Linked DNA regions of Homo sapiens: region 2 is linked to region 1. Evidence: read pairs that join two places in POLR2A ChIA-PET (ENCODE). Cell type or tissue: K562. All regions are shown on one strand. Each heading gives the region's core, and the rest is flanking DNA. Links, peaks and the distances in the headings are about the cores only.

The links. ChIA-PET counts read pairs that join two places held together with the same protein. Peaks named below come from ENCODE experiments on the same cell type or tissue, not always from the same donor. Only the 100,000 strongest peaks of a DNase experiment are listed, where the experiment ranks them.
Region 2: POLR2A ChIA-PET joins it to region 1 with 5 read pairs; 7 of 35 experiments call an interaction of 5 or more read pairs at or near these places.

Annotation. Positions count from the first base shown.
Region 1 is chr19:11,552,136-11,555,030 of GRCh38, forward strand. ELOF1 (elongation factor 1) reads right to left here. Exons shown (of 4, transcript NM_032377.4): 2 at 2,097-2,230; 3 at 1,876-1,946; 4 at 911-1,675. The coding sequence starts at 2,212. The coding sequence ends at 1,611. Among named protein-coding and RNA genes, the nearest start is that of ELOF1, 5.6 kb to the right of the region's middle. RefSeq lists enhancers at 1-429, 1-93, 513-632, 2,291-2,490. In K562, for the core only: no CTCF peak of the experiment used is centred there; a DNase peak (open chromatin) is centred at 1,633.
Region 2 is chr19:11,447,485-11,450,302 of GRCh38, forward strand. PRKCSH (PRKCSH beta subunit of glucosidase II) reads left to right here. Exons shown (of 18, transcript NM_001289104.2): 11 at 1-134; 12 at 209-305; 13 at 738-807; 14 at 1,056-1,145; 15 at 1,430-1,504; 16 at 1,592-1,691; 17 at 1,782-1,944. The coding sequence ends at 1,928. Among named protein-coding and RNA genes, the nearest start is that of PRKCSH, 13 kb to the left of the region's middle. In K562, for the core only: no CTCF peak of the experiment used is centred there; no DNase peak of the experiment used is centred there.

The sequences.
Region 1 (2,895 bases), core at 136-2,635:
CAGTGCCCTGGGTGGGCCCCAGAGCCGCTCAAACCATGCCTGGCACTTCCATCCTCAGCATGGCTCCGGGAAGAAGGTGCTTTCATCCCCTGCACTGTAGCAACGAGGACTCTGAAGCACAGGTCACCTGCCACCCGGGCTCATGAGGCCAGGTGGAGGGTCTGGCACTGCCCCAGGTTGCTGGGTGTTGTGGTCCTTGTCACCGGTGCGACCAGCTAAGGGGACATCAGCCCTCAGGTGCTCCCCATCGGCCACACACATCCCGCCCCAACACCAGCCTTCTGAGAGTCCTCACCACCCTTGAATAAAGGCCCCTTTCATGTTTCCCTCCCGTGTCCCTCTTCCACTCACTACCTCCAGAACGGCCTGTAAGCTGTTCCCTCAGCCTGGACTCTGGGCTCACAAGAAGTCAGACTGTAAGCTGTGGAGCCTCGTTTCCTGGGTTCAAATCCCCCCTGTGCCACTTTCTGGCTGTAGGGTCTTGGGCCAGTGACCTCCTTCACCTCTAGCCTCTGTTTCCTCATCTTTGAACTTGGGGTTAGCTTGGCACCTGCCCCACAAAGTGGCTGTCAGGACACTGGGGCGACGCAGGAAGGCCAGAGGTCAGCGTCTGGCTAGAGGTGGCCCTACGGTGTCACTGTCTCAGCCTGCCCCTCCCAGAAGCCTCCTCTGACCACCTGTTCTGTCTCACCTCCCCCATTTCCTATTGTGACTGCTGTAAACACCTGGCCAGATGTCTGCCTGCTCCACCACCCTGAATGCTTACTGACTGAATAAAACGCTGGGTGGTTTGAAGGGCTGGTCACATGGGCCACCAGGCCACCTCCCGAACGTCAGAGCCTCAGGTCCCCTCTCCTTCTTCTGGTGACCAGGCAGACGCAGAACCCAAGACATCACGGACAGCAAGGGATGTGCGCTGGCTGCTTTATTTAAGGGCTTGTGATTGACAGCTGTCCCCATCCCAGCCCTTGCTTCCTCTACAAAAGCAACTGAACATGAAACGGGCTTCCTGGTTACCATGGGGAGGGGGGCGGCTCCCTGTCAGGGCCCAGCCCAGGGACCTGGGGAACGGCGGCTTTGAATCCCCGGCCACGGGCACTAGAAGGTGGAGAAGGAGAGCGGGAAGTCCAGTTGAGATGGGCACGGTGCTGGTGAGGAGGCTGGAGAGGTCCTGTTCCAGCCTCTAGTGGGCTTCCCTTGTCCAGGATGTCAGGAAACAGTCCCCCAATTCCGCCGGGGGGAGCCAGAGCCCCAAGGCTGGGGGGCCAGGGGCTGCAGGGAACACAGCAAAGGCTTTCGGAGCCAAGTGAGATCAGTTCAGGCCCCTCAGGCCCAGGAACCCGACACCACCGCGTACCTGTGAGCACACACTCACGGCCACCCCAGTGACACGTGCAGCCACACACACCCACACTCACTCACACCCACACCCACACGCACACCCACTACACACACACACACACACACACACACACACACACACACACACACACACACGGCTGTGACAGCCCAGGACCCACACCCTGGACCCCTGGAATGTCTCTGGACCAGAACCGAACAGCTGGATCCACAGTACGCGGGGCTGCTCAGGGGGCGGGTCCTCTGTGTCGCTACTGATTGGCCGCCTCGCAGGCGTCTATCCAATCACTGTACACATCCACGGGTTCTGACAGATCTGGGCCACTTAGGTCAAGGGCGATCATTGGCATTGGAACCCTGCCCTGCATCTTCTCACCCCACAGAAATCACTAGGTGGCACCTGTTCCTCTGGACGGCTTTGGCCCTGCACCAGGGCACACAGTGGGCCAGATGAGCAGGGTCCGGACTCCAGCCCCCTCCCCACCCTCTGGAAAAAGCCCAGGTTTCCAAGGATACACGTTATGGGCGTCTGGAATTCCTCTAGGCACACGGTACAAGAGATGACTCCGGTGTTGCGGGCACGGTCCCTGAAACAGACCAAGAGAAGGGACTGGTGAGCAATGCGTCCTGGGCCTGTGGGTGATGACGCCTTCACCAAGGGAGGCAAGGGGCAGGATGGAGAACAGCGGGGAAGAGGCAGTGGGGAGGCTGGATCCCTTGCCCTGTTCCCCACTCACATTTTCACATCACAGGATTTCTCGTGGTTGCAGAAGGGGCAGGTGAACTGGGTCTCGAGGGTGCCTGTCATCTTCTTCTTGGGAGGCGGCTTTCGTTTTGACTTTCTGCGCCCCATGTCTGCAGGTGGATGAGCCTGTGGGGAGTGGCAGATGTCAGTGGTTTGAGGAAACCACGCAGCGCCCCAGCTCAATGCTCTAGAAAGCAGGCCGGAAAGAGGGTCTGGGACTTGCACCGTGGTCCCGGGGCCTCTGCCCTTGAGGGACGAGGCCCTCAGTCCTGATGCAGGAGGACAATTCCCTGTCCCACTCTGGATGGAAGGGGTGAGACGAGGCTCTAACCCCATCTCTCTCACTTACTGCGTGACCTGGGCAGGTTATTTAAGCTCTTTGTGCCACAGTTTCCTCGTCTATAAAACAGAGACAAGGCCAGGCATGGTGGCTCACACCTGTGATCCCAGCCAGCACTTTGGGAAGCTAAGGTGAGAGGATTACTTGATGCCAGGACCTGGATACCAGCCTGGGCAACATAGTGAGGCCTCATCTCTAAAAAAAAAAAATTAAAAATTAGCCAGGCATGGTGGTGCAGGCCTGTAGTCCCAGCTACTTGGGAGGCTGAGATGGGAGGATCGCTTGAGCCCAGGAGTTTCAGGTTTCAGTGATGATCCAGAGTTATGATCCAGGCACTGCACTCCAGCCTAGGCAACAGGATGAAACCCTGCATAAAAAAAAAAAAAGAAAAAAAAAAGGCCAGGTGTGGTGGCTCACACTTGTAATCCCAGGACTTTGGGAGGCTGAGGCG
Region 2 (2,818 bases), core at 1-2,500, 100 kb before region 1:
AGCCCAAGGAGGAGCAGCCGCCAGTGCCCTCGTCGCCCACAGAGGAGGAGGAGGAGGAGGAGGAGGAGGAGGAAGAAGAGGCTGAAGAAGAGGAGGAGGAGGAGGATTCCGAGGTGCAGGGGGAGCAGCCCAAGGTCCGTGTTTGGGGGAGAAGTGGAGACAGAGAGGGTGGGGGAAGGGCTACTCACTGACCCTGCCCCTGCCCCAGGAGGCCCCACCGCCACTGTCACCCCCGCAGCCGGCCAGCCCTGCTGAGGAAGACAAAATGCCGCCCTACGACGAGCAGACGCAGGCCTTCATCGATGGTGAGGGTGGGCGGGGGCCAGGCTCCTCGGGTGGGCCCAGCGTTTCCTGCCGTGGTGGCACAGGTCGAGGGAAGATCCTGAGCTTAGACCCTGCTCTGACTCGGCCAGCACAAGCCCCAGTATCTTGGGGAGTCCAGGAAGGGGGCCTAGGGTAAGCCAGTCCCACCCTCGCCAGCCCCAAGGGGCCCTTCTGCCTCCCCAAGGGCCGCAGCTTGTTTGTGTCACTCCTGGCCCCACTCGCTCAGGAGCTGGGAGCCTGGGCAGCAAGTCGGGGCTGCTCTATAGCTGGTGAGGCCCTCAAGGCTGTCGGGGTGAAGTCCTTGGCCAGAGCAAAATGAGGGTATGGGAGCACACAGCCACATCCATGGAACCCCGTTCCCCATCCTCCTGGATGGGGTTGAGGACATCTCTGACCTCCAACCCCTCTCCCAGCTGCCCAGGAGGCCCGCAACAAGTTCGAGGAGGCCGAGCGGTCGCTGAAGGACATGGAGGAGTCCATCAGGTAGCGGGGGCTGAGGAGCGGGGACACCTGTCCCACAGCGACTGCTCCTTGACTCCCAGGGGAGCTGGTGATGGGGAATCACTGAGGCAACCACAGGCTGGGCCTGGTCCCTGCAGGGAGGGTCCCTGGGAGGTGGCAGGGAGGACAGCCTGGGCACCATTGCTCAGCCAGACCCTCCTGTGTCTGTCGTCCTGGGTCAGGCACTGGCGTCCCCAGCTGCCCCTTAACCGCTCCGCCTCCCCTTCCAGGAACCTGGAGCAAGAGATTTCTTTTGACTTTGGCCCCAACGGGGAGTTTGCTTACCTGTACAGCCAGTGCTACGAGCTCACCACCAACGAGTGCGTCCCAGGAATGCAGGGGCCCCCACTGGCAGGGTGGGAGGCGGGTGGCCCCGGAAGTGGCACCGGCAGTTTCCTGATGGTTGGGGAACCATCTGCGGGTGGGGCCCGAGAGTGCTGCCTTCCATATTGAGGGGGAGCAGAAGCCAGGGGCCAGGTTTAGGGTTGGTCATTGGAGTTGGAGGTACCCTGTGTGTGGGGACTGGAGGAGGCGGTGGGGGGTGGCTGTGGGAGGAGGCTGGAATCCCTGCGTTCCCCAACCCATATGTCCCGGTCCTCCACAGATACGTCTACCGCCTCTGCCCCTTCAAGCTTGTCTCGCAGAAACCCAAACTCGGGGGCTCTCCCACCAGCCTTGGGTGAGTGGCTTGGGCTGGCCCCTTCCCTCTGCCTCCTCCTGGTGCCCCGACACCGGCCCAGCCCTCAGCACCCTGTGTCTCTCACAGCACCTGGGGCTCATGGATTGGCCCCGACCACGACAAGTTCAGTGCCATGAAGTATGAGCAAGGCACGGGCTGCTGGCAGGGCCCCAACCGCTCCACCACCGTGAGTGCCTGCAAGGCAGGGGAGCTGGGGCGGGGAGACCCAGGCCTGGCCCAGCCGAACCCTCTCGAGCACCCGTCTGCCCATCCCCAGGTGCGCCTCCTGTGCGGGAAAGAGACCATGGTGACCAGCACCACAGAGCCCAGTCGCTGCGAGTACCTCATGGAGCTGATGACGCCAGCCGCCTGCCCGGAGCCACCGCCTGAAGCACCCACCGAAGACGACCATGACGAGCTCTAGCTGGATGGGCGCAGAGGTGGGCGGGGAGGTGGAGTCTCGTCGGCCTGCCCCAGCAAGGGGAGGCGGCGGGCCCTGAGGAAGATGGACCCACATGGCCACTCTATCAACCTGTGTCCCCATGTTCCCTGCTTTTTTGTTTTGTTTTTTTGAGGTGGAGTCTCACTCTTTGGCCCAGGCTGGAGTGCAGTGATGCGACCTCAGCTGACTGCAACCTCTACCTCCCGGGTTCAAACAATTGTCTTGTCTCAGCCTCCCAAGTAGCTGGGATTACAGGTGTGCACCACCATGCCTGGCTAATTTTTAGTAGAGATGGGGTTTCACCATGTTGGCCTGGATGGTCTCGAACTCCTGACCTCAGATGATCCACCTGCCTTGGCCTCCCAAAGTGCTGGGATTACAGGCATGAGCCACCACACCCGGCCATCTCCTGCCTTTTTTTTTTTGGATGGAGTTTCACTCTTGTTGCCGAGGCTGGAATGTGGAATGCAATGGCGCGATCTCGGCTCACTGCAACCTCCACCTCCTGGGTGCAAGCAATTCTCCTGCCTCAGCCTCCTGAGTAATTGGGACTACAGGCGCCGCCACCACGCCTGGCTAATTTTTTTGTATTTTTAGTAGAGATGGGGTTTCCCTGTGTTAACCAGGTTGGTCTCGATCTCCTGACCTCGTGATCCGCCCTCCTCAGCCTCCCAAAGTGCTGGGATTACAGGCTTGAGCTACCATGTCTGGCCATCCCCTGCTTTTTAAAAAAAGATTTTTTTACTTTTGAAACTAAATAGGCCAGGCGTCGTGGCTCACATCTGTAATCCCAGCACTTTGGGAGGCTGAGGTGGGCGGATCACTTGAGGTCAGGAGGTTGAGACCAGCCTGACCAACATGGTGTAAAACCC